Regions from separate parts of the Homo sapiens genome. Here region 1 is linked to region 2. The links are chromatin loops, found by intact Hi-C in ENCODE. Cell type or tissue: pancreas. All regions are shown on one strand. Each heading gives the region's core, and the rest is flanking DNA. Links, peaks and the distances in the headings are about the cores only.

Region 1 (2,901 bases), core at 274-2,773, 75 kb before region 2:
CAGCACCTGGGAGGAGACACAGAGTCTGGTTCCCTGAAGCCAAATGTTTCTTCTTTGTCCTCTGTGTCCCTTCATCTCTTATAGCTGTGTCCACTGAGTGGCAGAGGTCCAGGCCCAGCGCCTTCCAGTCTAGGAGCCTGTGACCTGGGACAGGATCCCTGGGGAAAGGGTGAGGGCTGGCAAAGGGCCCGCCACCCTGAGCACTCCAAGAGACAGGGGTGGAACTCACTTCAAGGATTCAGGGCGGCGAGGATCCTCTCCCACCGGCGAAGCGGACACCGCGGTGGGGCTGCGAGTACCCAGTTGTTGTTTTTTTCTCCTTCCCTGTTCTCCACCCCATGCACTTTTCCGAGGGGCAAGCTCCGCAGTTCTCCCATCAAGGAGGCTCTCCAGGCTCCCTGCCGGCCTTCGGCTCCTGGGGTGGAGGTGGGCGTGGGGTACATGGGCCCTAGGAGAATGGGGTGTGAGAGACTCCCCTGGGCTTATGGCTTTGGTGGCACCTCAGGCTGTGGAATGGGGTGGCGAGTCTTTGGAAGTCACAGAGCCCAGGGTCGGTGGCACGTGATGAGGCGCAGGCCTGGCTCAGGGGGTGGTGCCCACGGCCCTCGGCTCCTCCCCCGGGGCCGCCCCGCCCCGCGCGGGAGGGGACGGGCGGGGACCGGCATGGGTAGGCGCGGCGACCCGCAGGGCCAGGTGCAGGGCCCGCGAGTCCGGGGTCGCCGCAGCCCGGGAGGAGTGTCTGGTCTCCGGCCTGCCTGTGCTGTCCCCGCGCCCTGTCCACTGGACTCCCGAGACCCTTGGAACCCAGGTAACCCGGGGCGGGACTCCCCGCCGCGCGCCGCCTCCCCACCTCCCGGTCCACGCGCACCCGCCCTCCGCGGCAGCCCCAGCCGCCCTGCGCCCGTGGAGCCCGTTGAGCCTGGGTGGCCGCTCCGAGGGCGGGTCTGGGAAAGTTTGTGCCGGGGCGGCCCTGATCCGGCGGCGGCGCGGCTCGGCCACTTTCACCGCACGCGGGGCCGGTGTGAAGGTGGGGCGGCCGCCGCCGTGCAGAAGGCTCTCTGCTGCAATCGAGGGCGGTGAGGGGAGCTGTTGCCTTCTCGCACCTTTTCTCTCACTCTCCAGGGCGTTTGCGCCGCTTATCCTTCCTCCACCGCCCCCCTCCCGCCGCCCCCACTTTAATAAAACCCTTGGATTGGGGCTGCACAGTTGGCGATTTCTTTACACCTGTGCTTCCCGCCTCCTGAGCCCAGATGTGAGCCTGGGCTGAGCAGGACCGTGTGGGTGAGGGGCGGCCCACTGCCTGCGGGGGTCGTCCCGGCCCTGTTGAAGTGGGTGCCCAGCTACAGGGAGTTCCCCCTGCTCTGTCATTGGCCTCCCCCCGGCCACAGCCCCCAGCTGGGCATCTCCTGGCTCCCCTAGCACTTCCCAAGTCCTAGTCGGATGAGCCCAGGAGAGGGGGTGGACCCCGGCCCAGCAGAACAAGAACTCAGGAGCCCGGTAACTCTTATCCGTGAGCAGAACCGGCTTCCTCCCGCTTAGGTTGGGAGGAGGGCTCAGCTTAGTGGGAGTCGGGGGTGACAACTGCCCCTTCCCACGCAGAGCCATAGAGAAGAGATGGGGAGAGGTCAGGGGATCTGAGAAGAGCTAGCAGCCAAAAAGGGACACATCCCTGATTTCATTTGAACCTAACAAACCAATGGCGAGTAGATATTAACACATGGGCAGATGAGAAGACAAGGAGGCCCAACAAAGCTCAGCCATTTGCTGGAGAAACTGGTGGGCTTTTCTCCACCACTGAGTGGCGGGTTTCCCACCGCATCCTTCCAGAGCTGCATGGTCGCTTCTGCATTCTTGCAGTGCCCTTGACTCAGCAGAGGTTTGTTTCTTTTACCCCACTCCCCACCCCCCTAGGTTCTGCCTGTGAAAGAGGTTCAGGGGAGAGGGCACCTCCAAGCAGACACAAACTCCAGTCAGTAAGGTCCTCCAAGAGCCAGCCAGAGCCTTGCTAAGCTCCCAGAACTGCAGGAGGGCAGGGACCTGCTTTGTTCCCTGCAGGGACCTGCTTTGTTCCCTGCCGTAGCAATAGTACCTGGCACACGGAAGGTGCTCTGCGAGAATGGAATGATTAGCCTGCAACAGCAAAGCTTCTTTTCCAACTGCCTTATCTCTGCCCTTGGCAAGCAGAAAGGGCACTCTGAAAAGTTGGATCAGAAAGGTGTCCAGCCCCACCACTGAGATCCCTTGGCACCCTTACCCACGTGGGGCAACATTTTCCCCTTACACCAAGAGTACATCCTTAATCCCGTATGCTTTTCTTTCTTTCTCTTTCTTTCTTTCTTTCCTTCTTTCTTTCTTTCTTTCTTTCTTTCTTTCTTTCTTTCTTTCTTTCTTTCTTTCTTTCTTTTCTTTCTTTCTTTCATTCTTTCTCTTCCTTCCTCCCTCCCTCTCTCTCTCTCTTTCTTTCTTTCTTTCTTTCTTTCTTTCTTTCTTTCTTTCTTTCATTCTTTCTCTTCCTTCCTCCCTCCCTCTCTCTCTCTCTTTCTTTCTTTCTTTCCTTCTTTCCTTCCTTCCTTCCTTCCTTCCTTTAGTTCGTTTTCTTTCTTTCTTTCTTTCTTTCTTTCTTTCTTTCTTTCTTTCTTTCTTTCTTCCTTCCTTCCTTCCTTCCTTTCTCTCTCTCTCTCTCTCTCTCTCTTTCTTTCCTTCTTTCTTTCTTTCTTTCTTTCTTTCTTTCTTTCTTTCTTTCTTTCTTTCTTTCTTTCTTTCTTCTTTCTTTTTGACTGAGTCTTGCTCTATTACCCAGGCTAGAGTGCAAGGGCGAGATCTCAGCTAACTGCAACCTCCGCCTCCCGGGTTCAAGCAATTCTCTTGCCTCAGCCTCCCGAGTAGCTGGGATTACAGGCG
Region 2 (2,901 bases), core at 135-2,634:
GCCTCCCAGGTTCAAGTGATTCTTCTGCTTCAACCTCCAGAGTAGCTGGGACTACAGGCACGCTCTATCATGTCCCACTAATTTTTGTAGTTTTAGTAGAGATGAGGTTTCACTATGTTGGCCAGACTGGTCTCGAACTCCTGACCTCAAGTGATCTGCCCACCTCAGTCTCCTAAAGTGCTGAGATTACAGGTGTGAGCCACTGTGCCCAGTGCTATTTACTTTTTAAAAACATTTTGTGTATCTTTTTTTACTTTATTGTCCATTAAATTATTAATACTCTTTGGTTCCTCCATCCCTGATATTCATCATTTATTTCATTAATTTTTATCCGTCTTACATGTTCAGCCAGAAGAGACTTCTTCTGTAAATATTATACTGCATGTACAAAAAGCATTCTTATGCTTGACTGAATATTGGACATGTATTTTTAAAAAACATCACAGCAATGTTGTAAATTGGCATTTTCTTGTAATGGTTTCATATCAACAATGGTTGGTTATTAATTCAGCCTATTTAAAGTTCTAGTAATTGCATGTGTGTGGTGTGCAATTGTTGTTTTATGCTCTTTTAATTGAGAGCCTAAGTATTTCTGTCCTATGGGAACTAAGCATGGTCCTGCAAGGGATGTGGCATACTGTCCAACCTAGAGCCTGGTGCACCGCAGGTACCCAGGAAATGATAGGTTATAATTGCTGCAGCAAGGCCGGGCACAGTGGCTCACGTCTGTAATCCCAGCATTTTGGGAGGCCAAGGCTGGTGGATCACCTGAGATCAGGGGTTTGAGACCAGCCTGACCAACATGTTGAAACCCTATCTCTACTAAAAATACAAAAATTTAGCTGGGCATAGTGGCATGTGCCTGTAATCCCAGCTACTCAGGAGGCTGAGGCATGAGAATCACTTGAACCCAGGAGGCAGAGCTTGCAGGGAGCCGAGATCGCGCCACTGCACTCCAGCCTGGGCAACAGAGTGAGACTCTGTCTCAATAATAATAATGATAATTGCTGCATCAATGCATGGCCTCCCCCTTTTCCCTCCCATTCTTCCCCTGCCCTCTGCCAGCAAACACCTCATCAGACTCCCCGCTAGCCTCTAACTATTCCCTGTCCTGGCTTTCCCTGTCACCATGTCCCTCTTACATACAAGGAACTTCCTCTTCTGTAGGGAACTGGATTCTGGGCAGGGAGGTGACAGCACGATGCTGGGGTGGGAGTCCGGCTTTGAAGCCAGAGGCAGTTGCAGCATCAGCAGGCCCTGGGAGCTGGTTAGAACTGCAGACTCTCGCCCCAGCCACCACACTGCAGTAAGGTGCCCAGGTGATCTGCACACACTTGCAGAAGAAAGTTTCAGAGGCACTGGCTTGCATAACCTCACCGCTCATATTAGTTTGCTAGGGCTGCCATAACAAAATACCACAGACTGAGTGGTCTAAACAACAGAAAGTTATTTTCTCGCAGTTCCGGAGACTGAAAGGTGTTCAAGATCAAGGTTTGGACAGGGGCAGTTTCCTCCAAAGCCTCTCTCCTTGGCTTACAGATGGCCACTCTCTTGCTGCCTCTGCACAGAGTCACCACTCTGTGGGTGCTCATCCCTGGTGTCTCTCTGTGAATTCAAATTTCCCCTTCTTGTGAGGGACACCAGGCAGATTGGATTAGGACCCACCCTAATGGCCTCTTGAAAGATCTTATCTCCGAATGCAGTTGCATCTGAGGTCCTGGAGGTTAGGACTTTAACTTAACAGATGAATTTTGGGAGGGACACAGTTGCCTCCCAGATTTAGTTCATAATGGCACTTTAACGAAGAAGAATCTAAGGCTCAGAGAAGTATGTCACAGTCCAAAATCATAGTACAGGCCAGGCGATAAGGGTTTTATCTCTCGACAGAGCCCTCCCCAGGCGGAGCAATGAAGGACAGTGCACAAGAGGACAGGAAATGGAGTGTGCTGTTTGCATTGAGGTTTCAGCTTTGCTTCCGTTACTTTTGAGAACTTGAATAAATGCCCTAACCTCTCCAGGCCTCAGTTTCCTTTTCTGTGAAATGAGACAATAAAAGGCTCTTCCTCACAAGCTGGTTGTGAGGATTCCGTGAGCAGGAATTGCAGAATTCATGTGAATAGCGCCTGAGGTCCCCTGATCCTACTCTGCCTCTTCTCTTTCCCTGCTATCCAAATCTGCCATTATTTACTGCTGGCCAAAAATGCCCAGTGATTTTCCCCAGGTGGTTTGCAGTTTAATAGCTAGAAAAACCAAAGGCTTGAAACTGTCACGGTAGAATTGTAGGCATTGGCTAGCAGGTGCATGCAAGTCTTGGCCATGCAAGAAGGCTTTCCTGGATGCTGAGCTTGAGGCAGGAACTGAAAGGGAAAACTTGCTGATGTGCCCTTCTGCTCCTAGTTCCTGGAGGTTCTCTCTTCTAAATAGGCTGCATATGATTTGATTTCATTTCACTCTAAATTGCTCAGCCTGCAACTAGGGGTGCAAGGTGGAGTCCTACAAATCAATTCTGCTGTGCAAATAAGCAGGCACCTGCTTACTTGGGGGTGCTTAGAAATGAGGCCAAGCTACGAAGTGTTGAGGAAATGATTGCAGTTTTCCTTTGGGGTCAAACTGGGTTTAGAATACAAAATTGTCTTCAAATATTAGTTTGTCCTTTCAATGTATGTACCATGCGTTTTATGAAGGTCTGCTCTATGCAAAACACTTTGCTAAGGCTAGAGTGGGAAGACGGAGAGAATGTTTCTTCTTTCCTGTGCTCACAGGAGCTCAGAGCAGGAGTGCAACTAAGACCTAGTAATAGGGTTCCATAGACAGAGGTTCAAGTTGGGGAGGGCAGGGCAGGTCAGTCCTCTTAGTCTAAGCTGGAACATCATTGTCCTGGGACAGAGGGACTCCTTTTAT

What was found. Peaks named below come from ENCODE experiments on the same cell type or tissue, not always from the same donor. Only the 100,000 strongest peaks of a DNase experiment are listed, where the experiment ranks them.
Region 1: a loop joins it to region 2, with 2.3 times the contacts of the local background. A loop is called at or near these places in 3 of 110 quality-filtered maps.

What each region holds. Positions count from the first base shown.
Region 1 is chr15:69,298,249-69,301,149 of GRCh38, forward strand. It overlaps PAQR5 (progestin and adipoQ receptor family member 5), which reads left to right and starts at 664. Exons shown (of 9, transcript NM_017705.4): 1 at 664-808. PAQR5-DT (PAQR5 divergent transcript) reads right to left here and starts at 515. Exons shown (of 3, transcript NR_184010.1): 1 at 230-515. In pancreas, for the core only: no CTCF peak of the experiment used is centred there; DNase peaks (open chromatin) are centred at 463, 713 and 1,387; H3K4me3 peaks cover 1,759 bases; H3K27ac peaks cover 2,061 bases.
Region 2 is chr15:69,373,690-69,376,590 of GRCh38, forward strand. The region is part of intron 3 of PAQR5 (progestin and adipoQ receptor family member 5); the gene reads left to right. Among named protein-coding and RNA genes, the nearest start is that of KIF23, 39 kb to the right of the region's middle. In pancreas, for the core only: no CTCF peak of the experiment used is centred there; no DNase peak of the experiment used is centred there.